Regions from separate parts of the Homo sapiens genome. Here regions 1 and 2 are each linked to region 3. A link is a contact called in ENCODE Hi-C or POLR2A ChIA-PET data. All regions are on one chromosome and are shown on one strand. The core of a region is the stretch at or near the end of the contact, and the rest is flanking DNA. Distances in the headings are between cores, read along the strand shown.

Evidence for each region. Hi-C counts contacts between places; a loop is a spot of excess contacts on that map. ChIA-PET counts read pairs that join two places held with the same protein, here RNA polymerase II (POLR2A). Pooled maps may share reads with other maps.
Region 1: a map of CD8-positive, alpha-beta T cell shows a loop between it and region 3 (25-fold over the local background). The contact joins two enhancer-like sites. A Hi-C loop is called at or near these places in 2 of 168 maps with a recorded cell type or tissue (CD8-positive, alpha-beta T cell and naive thymus-derived CD4-positive, alpha-beta T cell), 19 of 37 single-sample maps with no recorded cell type and 10 of 50 pooled maps. POLR2A ChIA-PET finds 5 or more read pairs at or near these places in 2 of 52 experiments (MCF 10A and OCI-LY7).
Region 2: a loop to region 3 is called in a map of CD8-positive, alpha-beta T cell, with 10 times the contacts of the local background. The contact joins two enhancer-like sites. A Hi-C loop is called at or near these places in 8 of 168 maps with a recorded cell type or tissue (B cell, CD4-positive, alpha-beta T cell, CD4-positive, alpha-beta memory T cell and 5 more), 7 of 37 single-sample maps with no recorded cell type and 18 of 50 pooled maps.

The regions. Positions count from the first base shown.
Region 1 is chr3:143,149,980-143,153,727 of GRCh38, forward strand. No RefSeq gene overlaps it. Among named protein-coding and RNA genes, the nearest start is that of CHST2, 32 kb to the left of the region's middle. Within about 2 kb of position 1,526, at least 2 of the 41 ENCODE cell types and tissues checked have a DNase peak (open chromatin) inside an H3K27ac peak, as active enhancers do.
Region 2 is chr3:143,034,350-143,038,332 of GRCh38, forward strand. It overlaps U2SURP (U2 snRNP associated SURP domain containing), which reads left to right. Exons shown (of 28, transcript NM_001080415.2): 19 at 539-626; 20 at 1,633-1,755; 21 at 2,830-2,986; 22 at 3,759-3,854. Among named protein-coding and RNA genes, the nearest start is that of U2SURP, 35 kb to the left of the region's middle. Within about 2 kb of position 1,647, at least 2 of the 41 ENCODE cell types and tissues checked have a DNase peak (open chromatin) inside an H3K27ac peak, as active enhancers do.
Region 3 is chr3:143,672,566-143,676,290 of GRCh38, forward strand. The region is part of intron 5 of SLC9A9 (solute carrier family 9 member A9); the gene reads right to left. Among named protein-coding and RNA genes, the nearest start is that of SLC9A9, 170 kb to the right of the region's middle. Within about 2 kb of position 1,911, at least 4 of the 41 ENCODE cell types and tissues checked have a DNase peak (open chromatin) inside an H3K27ac peak, as active enhancers do.

The DNA of each region.
Region 1 (3,748 bases), core at 276-2,775, 520 kb before region 3:
TCAAATAATCACAAGTGGTAGGCTATGGGCAGCTGAGGAGAAAACTTAAATTAGCTGCACATCCCACATTTTAAGGAGCGTTATTTGCCTGTTCTCTGCACCAAATAATTCCAACTCTGCTTAGATCCATTTTATAGGTTTGAAAAACTGAACTACTGACAAATCTAACCCACATACAAACATATGAGCATTATACATTTGTATAATACATTAACATAAAGTGCCCGTGTTCTTCACACAGCTGTCCTGTAGATGACAACACTTGCACTGAATGGCAGGCTCGTTGTTTTGGCTGCTGCTTGTAGTTGTGTGTGGTATGGTCAGCTCAGCTGTTGTGGTGGACTTGCCAGTTGTCTCTCCAATATATATTTTCACTTTAGTAATAGAATGGTGATTTTGTTAAGGGTTGGCAGTATGTCCAGCTAAAAGGGTACACCTCTCAGACTCTTTCATAGCTAAGAGTAGCCATGCGACAACATTCTGATCACTGAGTTGTAAGTAGAATGCTTCTAAGGGATTTTTGGAAAATTATTTGCATTCTGAATACAAATGTTACGCCTTTCAATTTCTTTCTTTTCTTCTTGCCTGGATGTACATGTGATGACTGAAGGTGCAGCAGCTATTTTGGAAACATGAAGCAGTAAGCACGAGGATGGAGGCCTAAAATACAAGGCTTGTGGTGCAGAAAGAAGAGCAGAGCTGGAGCCCTGCTGTCAGTTAAGTCTCTGAGCTGTTGCTAAGACTGCTGAACCCCAGACTGCTGCTTGCATAAGACCAATACGTATACATTCTTGTCTATTTAAGGCCCTAGAAGTCAGGTTTTCTGTTATTTGTAGCAGAATACATTTCTAACTGATACAAATAGCTTCCGTAACAATGGGCTAGTGAATGCATATACATTTCTCCTTTTTGAAATGGGCACTAGATTTTATGTGAAAACAGAGGATGTATGAGCAGATAATGAAAACAATATACAGTCTAGTTCTCTGTAGAATTGGCCTTTCTAGCTACAGCTTTGTCTTAAATTATGGCATCTAGTCTCCTATATCTTTTGTTTCTTAAAAAATTTAAACTGAAGCAATCTATTGTGAGGAAGCAGATGGGCCACTTGTGTCTCTAGATCTGGCTGGGCTTAGTTCTGCTCTTACTTGGCCTGATTTCTTGTCCTGGCTTTTTTTTTTTTCTTGGTCACACCCTCCAGTTTCTTCCTGGCTCTATTTGTCATACAAATCAAATACTACTCTCTCTGTAACTGTGATTTCAGAGCAGTTCTTGCTCCATCATTTTGGCCAAAAGTGATTTGATCTAAAGCTGTGAAAATGACCAGAGAGAGACCATCTGCAGTACTATTTGCTTGTTCCTGGCCCTTCAGAAAAAAGTTCTTGATCAATGCATCCCAAGGTAATTGTTGTTTCTCACCCGAACCCTTCTGGCTTCAGTCCTCAGTTTACGGGAGGAAGAAAAGGGGCAGGGTTTTAGGCAGTTGCAGCCTGGAGTTTGACGCTCCCCTGCGCATCCCTCGGTGTAGCTTGGCAAGAGCAATGGAAACAGCACACGCACATCCTTTAGCCATCAGCAAACAAGAACTCTATGTCTGCCAAGATGTGACGGAGCATTCAGGCTCCTCTTTGCTGTGTCCACATCTGCTAGAGATTTCCCAGAGAAAAGAAATTTGGATATTTCTTCACCCAAAGTGGTGATGGTCTTATGGAGAGAGCATGGGTGAAATGGAGAAGTGAATATGGTAGTCATGAACTGCTCCTGCACCTGGGAAATAATCTCCCTCTGAGTTCTTCCTCTTCTAATAAACATACAACTACATCCTAAATCAAGAAGTGCCAGTACTGCATACCTACAAATACCAAAAGTGGTAAAAATGTTAAAATGAAATGGACCTCTCTGAAGCCCTGCCACCGTCCCATGTGCTCTGGCAACCACTGCCTGCTGCAGGAGAGATCATCACCTAAACTCCTTTTTGTGAAAAAGAGATCTTTCCCCCCCAGTCTCCAGTTTCATTTTCCTCACCGCTTTGTCCTTGTGTTATTTATGGGACAAGGCCCAGGAGTGAGTTGCTGAGGTACTTTTCTGCATATGCTTCATAAGTTTTATGAACCTCCATTGAATTTGCTTTTTTGTCTCCCCAGTCTAGGCTGAATAACTCCTTTCTGGAATAGAACCCATCAGCCAGCTGAAGGCAGTGCATATGAAACTCCAGTCCTCCAGCCAGCCAGCCTAGAGCCCTCTCAGTCATTGATTTACTTCATTTCCTGACACGAGGGGGCACCTGAAATTGGGCACCCTGCTTCAGCTGAGGCGAGTAGAAGAGGGCATTTGTTGTCTCCTCTGCTTCTCAGCTCGTGAATGCTGCTGCTCACTCCCTCTTCAGAAGTCAGGCGGCCTCTTCTCTGGGGAGCATCCCTCCCTTACACACTTTGCAAAGTGCTAAGCTAACTCGAAGCACTCAAAAATCAGAAGCAAATCCATTTGCTAAACCCAAGCAAATGGAAAGGCAGGTTGGGGCTCTTGTTTACGAATCAGGCAAAATATGGAGTTGAACTATCCAAGTGTGGTTGCCGTTTGTCACTGAGCACTCTTCTTATTTAATGGAAATGTTACATTGTTGGGAGAGTTTTAGAGAGAGGTAGGTCCCAGAGACCCTTGATAAAACCAAAGAGAGGGGCAGATACATCTTATTCTTTACTCTTTATTTGCTTGGAAAATAAGATGCTTGCATTAAGATTTGGCATTTTCAGGGAGTCATGCAAGGATGCAGGGTCTGCTGGAGGTTAGTTGCAGAAGGCAGAGCCGTGTGGCATTGGCTCTGCTGGTGATGACCTCATAACACCCTGCGTGGGAACTTGGCTGTGCTCATGGCAGCCCAGCTTCCCATTCTCTGCCTGTTTTCAAAGCCTAGATCTTTAGTCTTGCAAACAATTCCAAAAGTGTGCATATCCTTTCAATATACCCCCTTTGGTACAGACTACTACCTTTTCTGGCACACCAAAGAAAAATTAAATTCCCTCCTCCCTCCTGCCCCAGTCCTCTAGAGCAAAATCATGAGAAACTGGCCTGCTGTTCCATTTCAGCCATCATCTTACCTGAGATGGACACTGGTTCATTTCTCATGTGATAGGAATGTCAGTACTCCTTCAGCCCCATCATGATCTGAATTAAGTGCAGGTTTGTTTTCTTTAATGCGTTTGAGGGAGGAGTTTGAAGGAGGTGACCAGTTACTGATGTTTTTACCACACAAGTAATACATGAATGCATGCTTCTCATGAAAGACTCCAACAAGGCAGGAATATTCAGGGGAAAACATGATAGACTCGTCCACTGCAGGCCCCCATCACTCTTGCTTTACTCCAAGGGGCAAGCACTATGAACACTGCTTTGCATTTGTATAGTCTGTACACATTTAAAACACATAAATGGGAATACTATGAATTTTGCTTTGTGACTTGTTTTTTCAATGAACAATTTGGGATAACTTTCCATAAAGGTTCAATATATTCTTCTAATGACTGCATAATATTTTTATACTATATTTTATTTAATCTCTTCCATTTGAGAGTTCCTAATTTTTCATTAGTAGAAAAAATATTCCCATGAACACCTTGTATATTTATGTTCATATGTCAATTTTTTTCTAGAATACATTTTTCTAAAAATTGAGTTTTTTCTAGAATGCGATTACTGAATCAAATATAATACATGTTTATAGTTTTGATAGATGTCATCCAACAGCTTT
Region 2 (3,983 bases), core at 397-2,896, 640 kb before region 3:
GCCGAGATGGCACCATTGTCCTCTAGCTTGGGTGACGAGCAAAACTCCATCTCAAAAAAAAAAAAGTATAACTTTTCCTCTGTTCCCCAGAGCTCTCTTTCTGTGTTTATTTTATGAATTAGGCAAAGGGAAGCTTTTCCCTAGGATGTTGCTCTGAAAAGAAATTTAGAGAGCTGGATCCTACTCTTAGGTCTGCTATTAGTTTTTTTGCCTTGGACGAGTCACTTTTCTAAGTTTTCTGTTTTATAAAATAAAGAAATTGGACGAGATGGTTCAGCATATCCTAGATATAACGTTTCTTGCTCGTAAAGGGAACTAGTAGGGACTGTTGGGGAGTTTGTAGGAGAAAAATTCAGAGTAATAAGAGTTCAAGCAATTCAGTTACGGTTTTAGAGTTTAAACACCTAGTTTTTGATTTTTAATAATTTCTTGATTTGTAAGTATTTTAAGTTCAGGAGGGGTTTTCATTGGCTGGCATGCTAAAAGGGAAAGGAATTTTAAACATTTTATTTTAAAGAATGTGTTATTTGAATTTCAGTTTTGAAACAAAGTTATGTCAGATATTTTCAGACCTCAATGCCACCTATCGTACAATTCAAGGCCATTTACAATCTGAAAACTTTAAGGTACGTTTATTGTTTTACTATTTTTGCCCTAGTGTTTTAAATGGGTGGGGGGAGGGCATTGAAGGGCTAGAAAAGTGCATAAGACAAGTATGAGACATAAATTTAAAACTTAGATGTTACAGAAGTTACTGTTTTAAAATTCTGTCGTTTTTGTTTTTATCAAATCAAAAATTTAAAAGATACTATTTTGTCAGGTTTAATTTTAGTTTTAAATATTGTTTAAAAATTATAAATGTTAGTCTTTTTTCATAAAACATACAGAAGAATCACTTGTTTTGTAATGGTATATACTATTTGGCTGGATTAAAGACATACATTTTAATCATGTTTAGAAAGTCTATTCTGTTACCAATTTTTTTATAACCTCTTAAGCTCTAGACCAGTGTTAAGAAAAGCCAAGTGTAGTACTTCACTTATAATTGAATAAGTAAATATGCTTTCATGGGAAGAAGACTTTTTTAAGAAAAATTTTTAGTTTCGGAAGATGCCCAGTGACGCCACCATTTAGGGCATTCAGACAACTCCCATTTTAAAAGTTTTTGACCTTAAATTTTGACCATAAGTTAGAATTTAAAGACAAGTTTCAGGAAGATACAGAGTAAAGTATTAGCCAGAATTAGGAAGTACTTTATTGGACCATAAGGGATTCAGGTCAAAACTTGGCTACTTTGGTTTCCAGTTTTAGTAAGTTTCTATGTAAGTGTTTCTGGAATGTGGCTCATGGGTAGTACTAATGGTATGGGAGCTGACCTTAGGTGGTAAAGAGCAAATAGTTACTGTTTATTTTTCATTATATTTATTTTTAGGGGTTTTTTTCCTTTTAATTAGAAGGTGACATTGATTTTTTTAAAAAATATGGTAATGATATATAGTTATTTTCTTTAAAGTTTAAAAAAACATCAGTTTAAAGGCAAATTTAGCAAATCTTGATGATCATTCTCATGAACTGAAATTTGAGACATATAGCCCAAAATAAAAGTTTGTTGTCTGTTTCCTGTTTCTTTAGCAACGGGTAATGACTTGCTTCAGAGCATGGGAAGATTGGGCAATTTATCCAGAACCATTTTTGATCAAACTACAAAATATTTTCTTAGGACTTGTAAATATTATTGAAGAAAAGGAAACAGAGGTAGGCAGTCTGTATTTGTCTGGTTGTTTTTAAAATTCGTTTCTGGGGTGGAGGTTTCTTGGAGTTGTTCTGTGTTACATATGTGAGGTACATTTCTTTGTGAAAAATATCTATTGCTTACCATTAAGTAGTGGATTTTTATTGCTGGAACCCAGAAGTCAAAATTACATGTAACAGGAATTCTCTGTCTTGTGTCCTTATGTGAAAATTGGTGAGTGTTTTTTTTATTTAATGATATAAGAGTTATGATATATTGTTAATAGTAGAAAATAAGCAAGTAATAGAGCAATATGTATAGCATGACTTTATTTTGTTAAAGATAGCTATATAAGTAAAATATGTGCATGAAAAGATGCATCACATGATAGCAGATATACATCACCATTCTGTTGTTTTTTTTCTTTTTTACCTCCTAAATAATTACTGAATCCTTAATGTTTAATTCTGCCATGCTAGTCAAGCTATTATGTTTTCACTTTCACTCCTGCAGGATCTTCCTAATTGGCCTTACTGTTGCAACCCACGTGGTCCTTGTTTCAGTTTCTTAAATGTGTGTTTCCACCTACCATTGGACTTTGTACATGTCCTTCCCTCTTTCTGGGACTTATCTTCACCTGAGATCCTTCAGATCTCAGCTCAAACATAACCTTAGCCTTCTCTGACCTCTTTAAGTGAAACTTAGTATGCTAATAGTATGATACGCCCTTTTGCTGTAGCAGTTACCATAGTTACAGATAAGTATATATTGTTGTGATGATCTGATTTCCTGGTTCCCCCACCCCTGCAAAACAACAGCAAAAACCTTTACCAGGCTCTATAACAGGGGGACCAAACTTGTTTTTGCTCATCATTGCCTCACAAGGTACCTGGCACCAGTGAGCACTTGGTAAATATTAGATAAATGCACAACTGACTGCTTCTTTAGCAAACTGGATGATAGAATATGTTCTTACATTGTACCTCAGATTGTGGGTATCCAGTTATGTTGGCTTGTACTGGATTACAAATTAATCTTACAAGCAATGTGACTTCAGCAAGCAAAGGAAAATGTTATAATAGTACACATTTCCATAGGATGTTCCAGATGACCTTGATGGTGCCCCCATCGAGGAAGAGCTTGATGGTGCACCTCTGGAAGATGTAGATGGAATTCCTATTGATGCTACTCCCATCGATGATCTTGATGGAGTCCCTATAAAAAGTCTTGATGATGATCTTGATGGAGTGCCTTGTAAGTTCAGATTTCAAACTGATTAAATCTAGCTAATACATTTGGTGACCAAAACTCTAATTTCCATACATGCTGATATGGAAAAAGGTTATAGTTTCTCATGAACGTATCAAGTTATTAACTTTTCTATTTCTGATTTTTTTCAAAATTCATATACCCAGTAATACATTTATTTGTATGCTATGTATATAAAAGGCCAAGAAGAAGCATTTTTTTCTGGTCACATTTCTTTGCTGGGACAATCAGCCTCCTATAATATTAGCAAGTTTCTCTTTTTGTCTTGTCAGGAAATTATAGGCAAAATCTTGTGCTCAGTTATGCATGATCCTAGGTACCTGGTTTTATCAGTTTTTATTAGTTTTTCTAACTTACAACTTCAGTTTTCCTAGCTGCCTAAAATCATTTTGAAAATAGGAACTGTAGACAGCTCTTTGGTACATTTGAATTATATGTTTAAATATTGAATAATGTATGCAGTTTTATATTTCAGAGATTAGGTAAAGATATTAAAGATTTGTTTTACTTCTCAACTTCTTCACTTGCTTAATATATTACTAACCTGTATTTTCTGAATTGATATATATACTGTTAAAAATATTGCCCTCAGATGCAGAGAATTGGTTTAGTCATAGTCCTTGTTCTTAGTATTACTATTTGTCCATCTGTGTCCTTATTTTACTTTGCTTTTTAATAATATGGTGAATACCCATGAATGTAATACTTCGGGTCATCCACTAGTAGTCAGGGTTAATGGCTTATCTTTCCCTAATAGTGGATGCAACTGAAGACTCAAAAAAGAATGAGCCTATATTTAAAGTTGCCCCATCAAAATGGGAAGCTGTGGATGAATCTGAATTGGAAGCACAGGGTGAGTAAAAGTAAAATAAATATTTTTTAAATTAAGTACTTGTACGTTAATTATTGGTGTGCTTGTATATATGTTTTCCTTTTATGTTTTATAACACGTTTTAACCTTAATGCTCAATGTTGTCATATT
Region 3 (3,725 bases), core at 661-3,160:
GACAGCCCAATTAAGTCATCCTTACTGAAGAGGCTTTTCTCCAAAAATAACAGTCCTGCTTTTAATTATAGGTTCTTGGGTCTGTTAATCAGCCATCTTCCTCAAGGCTAAGCTTGGTGCAAATAACAGAGAAGGATTCAGCAAAATGCCCTGTTTAATTAAAATGAATTTAATTAAAAATATTTTTATACACATGACCAATCACCATTATTTATGCAGATGTTCCCACATAAGTCTTTGAAAAGGCATTTCTCCCCCCAACCTTTAAAAAATATGCTGTGCTTCTACAAGAACTGCTATGAAATGAAAAGCACTATGACTGGTAGTTAATACCTATTTTTATCAAAACAGCAGTGCAGCTCACACATCACCTGAGCAGCCGTAACCATAGTAACCCCAAATAGAAAGGGGCTTCAGATTATCAACACCATCAAAGGTAAGATAGTTCATGTGCCTCTGCAATAGTTACACTACAGCAAACTTTAAAGGATAAAGGTGGCTTTTATTCCTACTACTTAAATGTTAAATGAAAATAATGACTTGCAAGTACAGTGTATAGAAATGCCTTTCATTTTGGAAGACTCTTATTTCCTCAAAGTGTTAATAATAGAAAAGATGAAAACTCAATGCTATACATTTCTCCAGTGCTTCTATCTGATTATGGCGAGGGGACAGTAATCATCATTTTGCCAAGTTGGAGAATTCATACAGGGAAAACCCCACCCATAGGAGCCCTGCAGGATGAGAAGCTGGACGAGAAGGCATATTCTGTGTCCATGCACTCAGTGAGAGGATGGCTATGGTTAGTGATGATTGTCGACACGAATTACCTGCAATAAGGTATAGATGGTGACTTAGGGTGTAGACTGGCAGTCAAATCACAAAGAAAATGCACATTTAATTAGAGAAGGAGTGGAACTGGTTTGAAATATCAGTGAAATACCAATCCAAATACAAATCTGTATTTGGCTTTATAATTTATGGTTGGGGTAGGATGGAGTAGGGAAGGGTGGGAGGGCAGGGCATAAAAGGCCAGCAAGACCATACTTATTAATTATATTGTTAATTAATAATATTAATAATATTGATTATTCTATCAGAGGAACTATGATCTAGATAATCCAAAACAGAGACTAGTAGAAAAGACTTTCTGACAACATTTCCTAATGTTCAATATGTCTAGGGGGGCAGCATCTGGAAACATGGAGAAAATATTCTAAATTTTAAATATTTAAGTGTATAGTAGCTATTACAAAAAGCAGAAATTCCACATGAGGATAAATATAATTTTATTAATTTTTTCTTTTTAGTCTCTTTACATTTGAGATTTACCGTGGAAGTGGATGGACAAGTAATGAAAACATAAGAAAACAAATTCTTTAATTATGGTCATGTAGGAAGAAAATGGTATCTGGAAATTTTATGTTCAGGAATAAATAGGAATATCATGATAGTGTTATCTAAAAATCCAATAAAGTGCCTGAGAAGAATTCACTGCTAATAAAAATGTGTTTTAAAACACTTAGCAATTTACACATAATTTTCCATACAGCTCTTCATTTGATCTGACAAAAATTCTTTGAAGAAATGGAAGGTACTTTCTGTTTTGTTTTGTTTTGATAGTCTCTATTTTAAGGAAGTGGAAAGTGAGGTTCCAATAAGTTAAAGCATTAAACTGTGATGCTCCATTCACCCATGACACTAATCTTGCCTTAATGAACTGACACTTTTGATATCCAGGACGCTCTGACCACCAATCCCAACCTCATTTTTAGGAAATTTTTCTACCCTTATTACGTGCTTATTTTATTTTTAGTGGAAGGCTCCTCTTGGGATTAGTTTATGAGACATCCCTAACTGTGATCCTTTTATGCAGGCAATTTCACAGGGCCTCTCTTAGATGCTTTCACCCATAAACACACGAGCAGTGCCAGCGCCCTGGTTCACACTTCCCCTTGAAACCGGTGCGCCCCAGAATTAGAGCGACACCTAGCCGTGATTTTAGGTAGTACATGCTAGGAAAGCTTATTTGGGCAAGGGAGACAAACAAGAGACATCAGAGCTGGTGGCATCTCAAGAGGATACTACTCCCAGAGGTAGAAATCTCAGAGGTTTTCTAACAGCACTTTCTACTGGGAACTAGGACTCCTGCAGTTCACATTCTCTGAGGAGGAACTATATGATAAGGGAAGTTTATTATAATTATAATAAAAGGTAAGATGTGCACCCTTGAAATTACATACAGGTTCTACCAGTGCAATAAATGATATCTATTTCAGATTAAAAATATCAGTTCCAAGCCTCCTTCATCTCAATAATTCTTGACATTTACTCAGAAAAGCAAATATTTCATTCAGTTTTTATATTCATCGGGGCTGTGGACTAGTGCTACTAGCATCAACGAGACACTTGTTAGAAATGGGGTGTTGGACTTGACCCTGGACCTACGGAATCAGAATTTCAGGAGGCAGAACCCCCTAATTAGTACTTTCAGACTCTCCAAGTGAGTTTTACGTTCACTCACATTGGAGAACCTACTAATATAGAGCAAGAAGTAATCTTAAAAATCATCTAATTCCTCTAGGAATATATTAGGCAAATAAGGCCTAGAAAGCTTAAGTGGCCACCTTGAATTTTCCCTGCACATCAGAAATATGCCTTGTGCATAGTAACAGGGATTGAACTAGACCTGAGGTCTCCTAACTCCCAATAATAAAAATAGCATAGTGCTATGACACTTGTCAAGTGCAGGCTGGTTGGGCAAAACATTAGCTAAACAGAGACTTTGACTTTGTATCTATATTCCTCCTGGCTTCTAATTTCAGTAAATGAATTATCATCCATGCATTTAATTTAGGCACCAGACAGGATAATCCACAGTAAATTTTCTAAATTCAATTAACATGAGCCAGTAGTAGTCTCCTTATGAAAGCCAACAACGAGGGCTCAGGGCTTCATCAAGCACTTGGGATTCTTAGCACACTTTAGCTACTGGAGCAAGCAGAGATGTGTGACTTACATGTAATATGAGAAGTCATTGATTTTCATTTCTTTTTTCACTTCACGGCAGACACAATATCATACTGAGTTTGAAGATTTTCCTTTAAGATTTTCTCATTATACTTCAGAGTGATTTACTAATATCATATAAAAATGATTGGTTATTTTCTCATTTTTATGAAATTTTGAAGTTTTCAAGTGTACAGATGTGTTTCCACATAAATCCATAAATATGATCATAATATGCATACTCTTTGTTTAGTCGTTTGCTTTAATAGTCTTTTTTCTTTTCCTTTTTGGTATGTCTCTCTTTTTTCCACCTCTTCCTCTCTTAAACTCATATCTCCTCTCTCCCCAAGTAACCCAATTTTACAACGCAGTACAGAGGTCCTCAATGTTTTTGGCACCAGGGACAGGTTTCTCGTGGGGGATGGGGAGGAGGGCGAGGTGGGGATGGTTTCGGAATGAAACTTCCACCTCAGCTCATCAGGCATTAGATTCTCATGAGGAGCACACAACCTAGATCCCTCGCATGCGCAGTTCACAATAGGGTTCACACTTCTATGACAATCTAATGCTGCCGCTGATCTGACAGGAGGTAAAGCCCAGGTGGTTATGCTGGCTGGCCTGCCACTCACCTCCTGCTGTGCAGCTTGGTTCCTAACAAGCCACAGACCTGTACCCGTCTGTGGCCCGGGAGGCTGGGGACACCTGACCTAGTATAT